Regions from separate parts of the Homo sapiens genome. Here region 2 is linked to region 1. A link is an interaction called in ENCODE POLR2A ChIA-PET data of the cell type or tissue named here. Cell type or tissue: GM12878. All regions are shown on one strand.

Region 1 (4,000 bases):
CAAGCCCTGGCTTGGCTGCTCACCAGCTGAGTCTTTGGACAAATGATTCCCCTATCTGTGCCTCAACTCCCCATCTGTAAAGTGAGACAATAATTGATAGCACCCCAACTTTGGTGACTATGGAAGGAACAGAAATGAGACCAAAGTGTGTGGCACCTGGCAGGCTGTGGGTACCTACTATGCCTGACTGATGACGGCTGAAGGTGCACGACCATTTTCATGGTCAGTAAAAATAGCCGATGTGTACTAAGCTTATACCATCGGCATTCAATCACTTCCTCTTTCTGATGGCCTTCCAGTAGGTTTGGAAACAGGCCTAGAGGCTGGGAATGACAGTTTCATATGTAATTAGGAAGCCTGGTGGTTGGCAGCGACCCCTGCCCGTTCTGAGGCTTTGGGGATGGCCGGGTATGGGTGACAGCTCAAGGGCCCTGAGGCTCAAACTGGAATCAATTCAGCCAACTTCCCAGCCATCTGGCCTAGGGCAAGGATCCGTTCTCTGAGCCTCAGTTACCCCATCTGCTGACCTCTACAAAAATCATTGGCCTCTGTAGAGATCAGCTGTCTCTGGCCATCATGGCAACCCTGCTGGGTGGTAGCGGCATTACCGTTTTGACTAATGACATGACTTAGGCTCAGGGAAGGCCCCGCCTGGGCAATATCACAGCAGGTCCCCACTCTCCCTTCCCACGCAGATCCTCGCTGCTGACGATAAGGAGCTGAACCGGTGGTGCTCCCTAAAGAAGACCTGCATGTACAGGTGATGGGGCGGGGCGCGGCGGGGCCACATGCGCAGGGGGCAGGGCGGGCAGCCTCGGGCACTTCCCAGAGCACCCAACACAGGGGCATCTGTCTGCAGGTCAGAGCAGGAGGAGCTGCGGGACAAGCGGGCGTACAGCCAGAAGGCCCAGAACTCATGGAAAAAGCGGCAGGTCTTCAAGTCACTCTGCCGAGAAGAGTAAGCAGTGCTGGCTGGGGAAGCGTGGGTGGGGAGCCTGTCAGGCCCAGGCTTGAGTCTTGGCTCCGTCAACCTCTTGTTGCATGACTTTGGGAATGCAGCGCCCCCCGCTCTGAGACCTGGGTTCGAATCCTATATGGGCACCAACGTTGTGTGACCTTGGGCAAGTCGCTACCCCTCTCTGGGCCTCTTTCTCATAAGATGGAGATAGAGACGGTTCTGCCTTATCAAGTTGCAGAGGATGAAATGAGTTAATTCTCGTAAAGTGATTAAGATATGGTAAATGCCCCATAGGTCTTAGCTGTTATTAGGATTGCTTTCGCCCAGTCTAGAAGGCAGGGGTGATAGATGCACACAGTTTATTTAGAGCTAAAATGAGGCCAGGTGTGTGCTCCAACCTATAATCCCAGCACTTTGGGAGACTCAAGCGAGAAGATCGCTTGAGCCCAGGAGTTGGAGGCTGCAGTGACCTATGGTAACGCGACTGCACTCCAGCCTGGGCGACACAGCAAGACCTTGTCTCTAAGGAAGAAAAAGGCTAAAATGAGTTAATTGATGTGACTAGCTTAGGGCAGGCCCAGGCACAAATACCAGAATCCTCAGCCTCACAATCTAGTCTTTGGGTTCCGTAGAAAAGCGCTGGCTTTGGCCTGAAACCCAGGTCTGAATCCCAGGCAGGCCCTCGGTCGCTGTGCGGCTGCTTCACTATGCCCCTCCTTTCCCTGTCTGTAAAATGGGGCATGCGTGCTCAAGAATGGGCCTGATCTTGACAGGCCTGGGCTGAGCCCTGACTTTTCTCCCTCAGGGCAGAGACACCTGCGGAAGCCACAGGGAAGCCACAGAGAGATGAAGCCGGCCCACAGAGGCAGCTGCCAGCCCTTGATGGCAGCTTGATGGGGCCGGAGAGTCCCCCAGCACAGGAAGAGGAAGCCCCTGTATCACCCCACAAGAAGCCAGCCCCCCAGAAGCGGAGGAGGGCCAAGAAGGCACGGCTGCTGGGCCCCACTGTGATGCTTGGTGGATGCGAGTTCAGCCGCCAGAGACTGCAGGCCTTTGGCCTCAACCCCAAACGGCTGCACTTCCGCCAGCTGGGCCGGCAGCGGAGGAAACAACAGGGGCCCAAGAACAGCTCCTGAGCACCAGGGAGCAGGCAGGGGCCTCAGGCTCCTCTCCTCAAATCAAGCCCTGGACAGGTCTCGCACCCACAAGTACTATCTGCTGCAGAGATCCTCTCATCTGTGGCCAGGCACGCCTGTAATCCCAGCACTTTGGGAGGCCGAGGTGAAAGGATCACTTGAGCCCAGGAATTGGAGACCAGCGTGGGCAACTTAGCGAGACTCCATCTCTACAAAATGTGGTGACACATGCCTGTAGTCCCAGCTACTCAGGAGGCTGGGGAAGGAAGATCACTTAAGGCCATGAGTTTGAGGCTACAGAGAGCTATGATTGCACCACTGCACTCCAGCCTGGGCAACAAAGCAAGACCCTGTCTCTTGAAAAAAAAAAAAAAATTAAAAAACACGTGTAGCTGTGGGTAAGGAAGTCGTCCCATTTTATGGATGTGGAAACTGAGGCTGACTTAAACTTCCCGTGACTTGGAGCTCTCACCTCGAGACACCTCCCAGACCCCACATCCCCTCAGAACGCTGCGCCCAGCCACACCCACGATCAAGTTACACAGCTTTATTGGCCCCCAGCAGCCACAGTTCCCCCAAGGGGGCTTTGGGACAGGGAGGGCCCGGGCGTCCAGTGCAAACTACAGTACGTGAGTCAGGCCCTGAGGGGGGTGCCCGGGGTCCTCCTTCCCTACCCTGCCAGGAGGGCCCCGCTGGTGGGAGACAGGTGTATGGGCTCTGTGGGCTCTGTCCCTGGCTGAATGGCCCCAGACTGGTTGCAGCTGGGCTTGAGGGGCTGACAACAGGAAGTACCATCATCACTGCCAGAGCTCAAGATCCCACACCCGACATGACATAAATAAAAAAATAAATAGTGTTGTATCTTTCCCCTCATCCCCTCCCTTTATAAAAACACAAAGTCCTCAGAGCTGGGGCGTTTGGCCCTGAGGAGCCGCCCTGTGCGAGGGAGCCGGAGTGTGGGCTGGGCGAGCTGGGAGCAGAGGTCGTCCAGGCTGTGGTCCTGAGCATGGCCCTCGGCCAGGGTGAACATGGGGTACCGCTCTGTGGCTGAGGAGGAGCTGAGGACCTGGCGGGAAGAGGGAGACAGGGTCAGCCACAAACAGTGCCAAGCCATATTCCTTAGCCCAGGTTTATTTAGTAGGTGCTTCTCAGGACCACCTCTCCAGGAGAGAGCAGCCAATCAGCACCTTCCATCCCCTGGCCACAGTGATTGGCTCAGCCATGAGCATGTGACCCAGCTCAGCCAAAGACTGACAGTCCTGGGATTTTTGCTGCAAAACCTGCGTTTCCCTTCCAGTGACCACAGGGTGGGTGCCCAGAATGGCTGGTGGCCATCTCTCGCCCCCATAAGGGTAGAGTCCTGGTCGGACAGCAGGGCCAAGAGACAGGGAGGGTTCCCACCACTTGAGCCCCTGGATACAGCTGCCTCCAAGGGATGATGCCTTAACAGTGGGCTTTGGCGTTCCCACCTTTTCAGGGGTGGACATTCTTCACATTTCCCAGGTTAGGACCCCTAGCCTGGAAGCAGCACCCCAGCTCTGCTGGACTCGAGGCCTCTGTTCCTCTTTCACCCCCAGCCCTGCCCAACCGCCCCCCTCACCCCACTCCAGCTTTCCTCTTGCTCACCCTGGTCAGCTCTGAGCAGAGTGTCTCAAACTCCTTCCTGTCTCCAGCATAGAAGCCCACGGTACAGCTTGGGTCCATCTTGGCAAAGGCCATCTTGCGGGGCGAGGTGCAGTGGAAGGACTGGGGCAGACAGACGAGGAAGGCTCAGAGGCTGGGCTGCCCACCCGCCATGGCCCCAACCACACACTGGGGCTCCCACTCACCTCCAGGGGGAAGTCGGCCTGGCTGACATCCACAGTGGGCTGGCAGTAGTGAGGGTCCAGGTACAGCAGGAAGTCAT
Region 2 (4,000 bases), 93 kb before region 1:
AAGAATAAAAACAAAAAGAAGGCTGGGGGCAGTGGCTCATACTTGTAATCCTAGCACATTGGGAGGCCGAGATTGGTGGATCACTTGAGGTCAGGAGTTCAAGACCACCCTGGCCAACATGGTGAAACTCTGTCTTTACTAAAAGTACAAAAAGTAGCTGGGCATGATGGCTGGCATCTGTAATTCCAGCTACTCGGGAGGCTGAGGCACGAGAATCGCTTGAACCTGGGAGGTGGAGGTTGCAGTGAGCCGAGATCAAGCCACTACAGTCCAGCCTGGGTGACAGGGAGACTGTGTCTAAAAAAAAAAAGAAAGGGCCAGGTGTGGTGGTTCACCCTCTAATCCTAGCACTTTGGGAGGCCGAGGCGGGTGGATCACTTGAGGTCAGGAGTTCGAGACCAGCCTGGCCAACATGGTGAAACCCCATCTCTCCTTAAAATATAAAAAATTAGCTGGGCGTGGTGGTACGCACCTGTAATCCCAGCTACTCGGGAGGCTGAGGCAGGAGAATCACTTGAACCCAGGAAGCGGAGGTTGCAGTGAGCTGAGATTGCACCATTGCACTCCAGACTGGGGGACAAGAGTGAGACTTCGTCTCAAAAAAAAAAAAAAAGGAAAAAGAAAAAAATTTTTTGAAGTAAAAAGTTTTCAGCCCAACTTTCCAATAAACCCCATCCATCAGGTTCCTAGTCCCTGGTCACCGTAAAGGATGGAAGACACAAGATGCCATCTGCCCTGTCTTGCTGAACTGCTACCCTGACCCGACCTCGCACCTCTGCCCTTGTCCTTCCACCACTCAGTGGTCACAAACCCTGTATACAACACCATTCTCTCCTCCTTGCCTTAGTGACATCATCTGTCATCTGGCTATTCCTTCTCTCTTCCCTCCCTCCCACTCATTGGTTGAAGATTGAGGTCATCCCCCTCTTGTAATCTGTCAGTCTAGACAGGTCCTGTCACTCTCAGTGACTCTGCTGTCCTTACAGCCTCTCTATTCATTGTCTTCCTCATCTTGAAAGATTCCACCCACTCTCCCAATCACACCCAGTTAACTTCCCTCTCGAAAGCTTTTTGTCCTATGCCTGTTCCCTTCTTGCCCCCCCCCAGGGTGGACATGGGTGACCACTCTGGGATGGACACTGTGGGATGACCACAGTTGTTGGGGAACCATTCCTCTCCCTTGATCAAACTGTAGTCTAGATGGCAGGTCCCTGCTGCCTGACTCCCAAACTAGGCCCACACCTTGACTACAATGATTGACTCAATGATTTACAATGAGTAAATGATCATAATCAGGCTGGTCAGAGTCAGTGAGCTCCAGGCCTGAGACTTAGGAGCAAGAAAAGACTTTTCTGGCCCTCTAATCCCAACACTTTGGGAGGCCGAGGTGGGTGGATCAAGAGTTCAAGAGTTCAAGAGCAGCCTGGCCAAGATGGTGAAACTCCATCTCTACTAAAAATACAAAAATTAGCCGGGCATGGTGGCGGGCTCCTGTAATCCCAGCTACTCGGGAGGCTGAGGCAGAGAATTGCTTGAACCCAGGAAGCGGAGGTTGCAGTGAGCCAAGATCATGCCACTGCACTCCAGGCTGGGCGACAGAGCGAGACTCCGTCTCAAAAAAAGAGAAGACTTCTCATCTTAAAGCCAGGAAAATGTAGCTGCGTGCGGTGGCTCATGCCTGTAATCCCAGCACGTTGGGAGGCCAAGGCAGGCGGATCATGAGGTCAGGAGATCGAGACCATCCTGGCTAACATGGTAAAACCCTGTCTCTACGAAAAATACAAAAAAATTAGCCGGGGGTGGTGGCGGGCAGCTGTAGTCCCAGCTACTCAGGAGCTGAGGCAGGAGAATGGCGTGAACCCGGGAGGCGGAGCTTGCAGTGAGCCTAGATCGTGCCACTGCACTCCAGCCTGAGTGACAGAGCAAGACTCCATCTCAAAAAAAAAAAAAAAAAAAAAAAAAGGCCAGGAAAATGTATGATGTGTGTATTACTAGGTTTCTCCGAGAAAGCTAATAGGAGGTAGGTAGATGAGAGGGGATTTAGCAGAATAATTGGCTCATGTGATCATGGAGGCTGAGATGTCCTACCACATGCATTGACTGCAGACCCTGAAAAGCCAGCAGCTCCAGTAGCTGAAGACCCTGCAAAGCCAGTAGCGAGGCTCAGTCTGAATCCTAAAGCTTCAGAGCCAGGGACACCAATGGTGTAATTCCCAGTCCAAGGCCGAAGGCCTGAGAACCAGGGATCACTGGTATAAGTCTTGGAGTGTCAAGACAGGAGGAGAAGAGTGTCCCAGTTCTGAGGAGGAAAATGCTTTCTCTCCTTTTTCTGTTCTGTCGGAGCCCCAGCAAGTTGGATGGCGCTCACCCAGAAATAATGCTTTATCAGACGTGTTGCTCTGTCGCTCAGGCTGGAGCACAGTAGTGTGATCTCAGCTCACTGCACCCTCCACCCCCTGAGCTAAAGTGACCTTCTCACTTCATCCTACTGAGTAGCTGGGACAACATGTGCATGACCACCACACCCTGCTAATTTTCATAGTTTTTGTTGAGACAAGCTTTCCACATGTTGCCCAGGCTGGTCTCGAATTCAAGCTCAAGCGATCTGCCCACCTCGGCCTCCCAAAGTGCTGATTGCAGGCGTGAGCCACGGAGCCCAGCCACTGTTTTTTTTTTTTTCTTTGTCTTATTTTTACCACATCACAGCTCAAATCTGAGTATTTTCTAATCCAGCCAAGTTCACACCTAAAATTAACTATCACAGCACAGTGTGGTTGGAGGCAGGGAATATACCCAGATAAAGGAACTTGGCAGAGAGTGAAGCCAACCCAGAAGTGGAGCCAAAGCATGAAGCCAGAAAACACTATGGTGGTTCCTCAAAAAATTAAACATAAACCAGGCACAGTGGCGAGTGCCTGTCATCCCAGCTACTTGGGAGGCTGAGGCGGGATGATCCCTTCAGTCCGGGAGCTCAAGGCCAGCCCAGGTAACATAGTGAGACCCAGTGGCTTAATAAATAAGAAAGAGATGGAGATGGCAAATTTTATGCTATATGTATCGTACCACAAATCTTTTTCTTTCTTTCTTTTTTTTTCTGAGACAGAGTTTTGCTCTGTTGCCCAGGCTGGAGTGCAATGGTGTCATCTTGGTTCACCACAACCTCTGCCTCCTGGGTTCAAGCGATTCTCCTGCCTCAGCCTCCCGAGTAGCTGGGATTACAGGCATGTGCCACCATGCCTGGCTAATTTTTGTATTTTTAGTAGCAGCAGGTTTTCACCATGTTGGCCAGGCTGGTCTCAAACTCCTGACCTCATGATTCACCCGCCTCAGCCTCCCAAAGTGCTGGGATTACAGGCATGAGCCACCGCACCCGGCCGCCAGGAGCTATTTTTTAGGTGGGCATGGTAACAGGAGCTGGGGCTGAATAAAATGCCAGATTCAAAGGATCCAGGGAAACAAAGGCATCGAGGAAGGGGTCAGTGCCAGCATAGGGTAGAACTTGAGGACTCTGGAGCCAAGACCTGGGTTCAAATGCCTTCTTGGAAACAAACAAACAAAAATGCTGGCCAGGCTTGGTGGCTCATGCCTGTAATCCCAGCACTTTGGGAGGCCGAGGCAGGTGGATCACATGAGGTCAGGAGTTTGAGACCAGGCTAGCCAACATGGTGAAACCCCGTCTCTACTAAAACTACAAAAATTAGCTGGATGTGGTGGTACGCGCCTGTAATCCCAGCTACTCAGGAGGCTGAGGCACGAGAATCACTTGAATCCAGGAGGTTTAGTGAGCTGAGACTGTGCCACTGCACTGTGGCACTATGCACTGTGGCCTGGGCCACAAAGGGAGACTCTGTCTCAAAAAACAAACAAACAAACAAAAAAAACCAGCATGGGCAATATGGTAAAAATCAATCTCTACAAAAAATACAAAAATTAGTCAGGTGTGGTGGTGTGTACCTGTAGTCCCAGCTACTCGGGAGGCTAAGATGGGAGGATCACCTGA

Evidence for each region. Peaks named below come from ENCODE experiments on the same cell type or tissue, not always from the same donor. Only the 100,000 strongest peaks of a DNase experiment are listed, where the experiment ranks them.
Region 2: POLR2A ChIA-PET joins it to region 1 with 5 read pairs; 17 of 35 experiments call an interaction of 5 or more read pairs at or near these places.

What each region holds. Positions count from the first base shown.
Region 1 is chr19:10,552,045-10,556,044 of GRCh38, reverse strand. ATG4D (autophagy related 4D cysteine peptidase) reads right to left here. Exons shown (of 10, transcript NM_032885.6): 8 at 3,924-4,000; 9 at 3,721-3,840; 10 at 2,627-3,160. The coding sequence ends at 2,978. It overlaps KRI1 (KRI1 homolog), which reads left to right. Exons shown (of 19, transcript NM_023008.5): 17 at 696-760; 18 at 860-958; 19 at 1,764-2,960. The coding sequence ends at 2,094. MIR1238 (microRNA 1238) reads right to left here and starts at 3,923; the gene lies at 3,841-3,923. RefSeq lists enhancers at 1,616-1,695, 1,726-1,775, 1,796-1,965. In GM12878, no CTCF peak of the experiment used is centred here; a DNase peak (open chromatin) is centred at 1,818; H3K27ac peaks cover 2,189 bases.
Region 2 is chr19:10,645,439-10,649,438 of GRCh38, reverse strand. No RefSeq gene overlaps it. Among named protein-coding and RNA genes, the nearest start is that of ILF3-DT, 6.4 kb to the left of the region's middle. In GM12878, no CTCF peak of the experiment used is centred here; no DNase peak of the experiment used is centred here.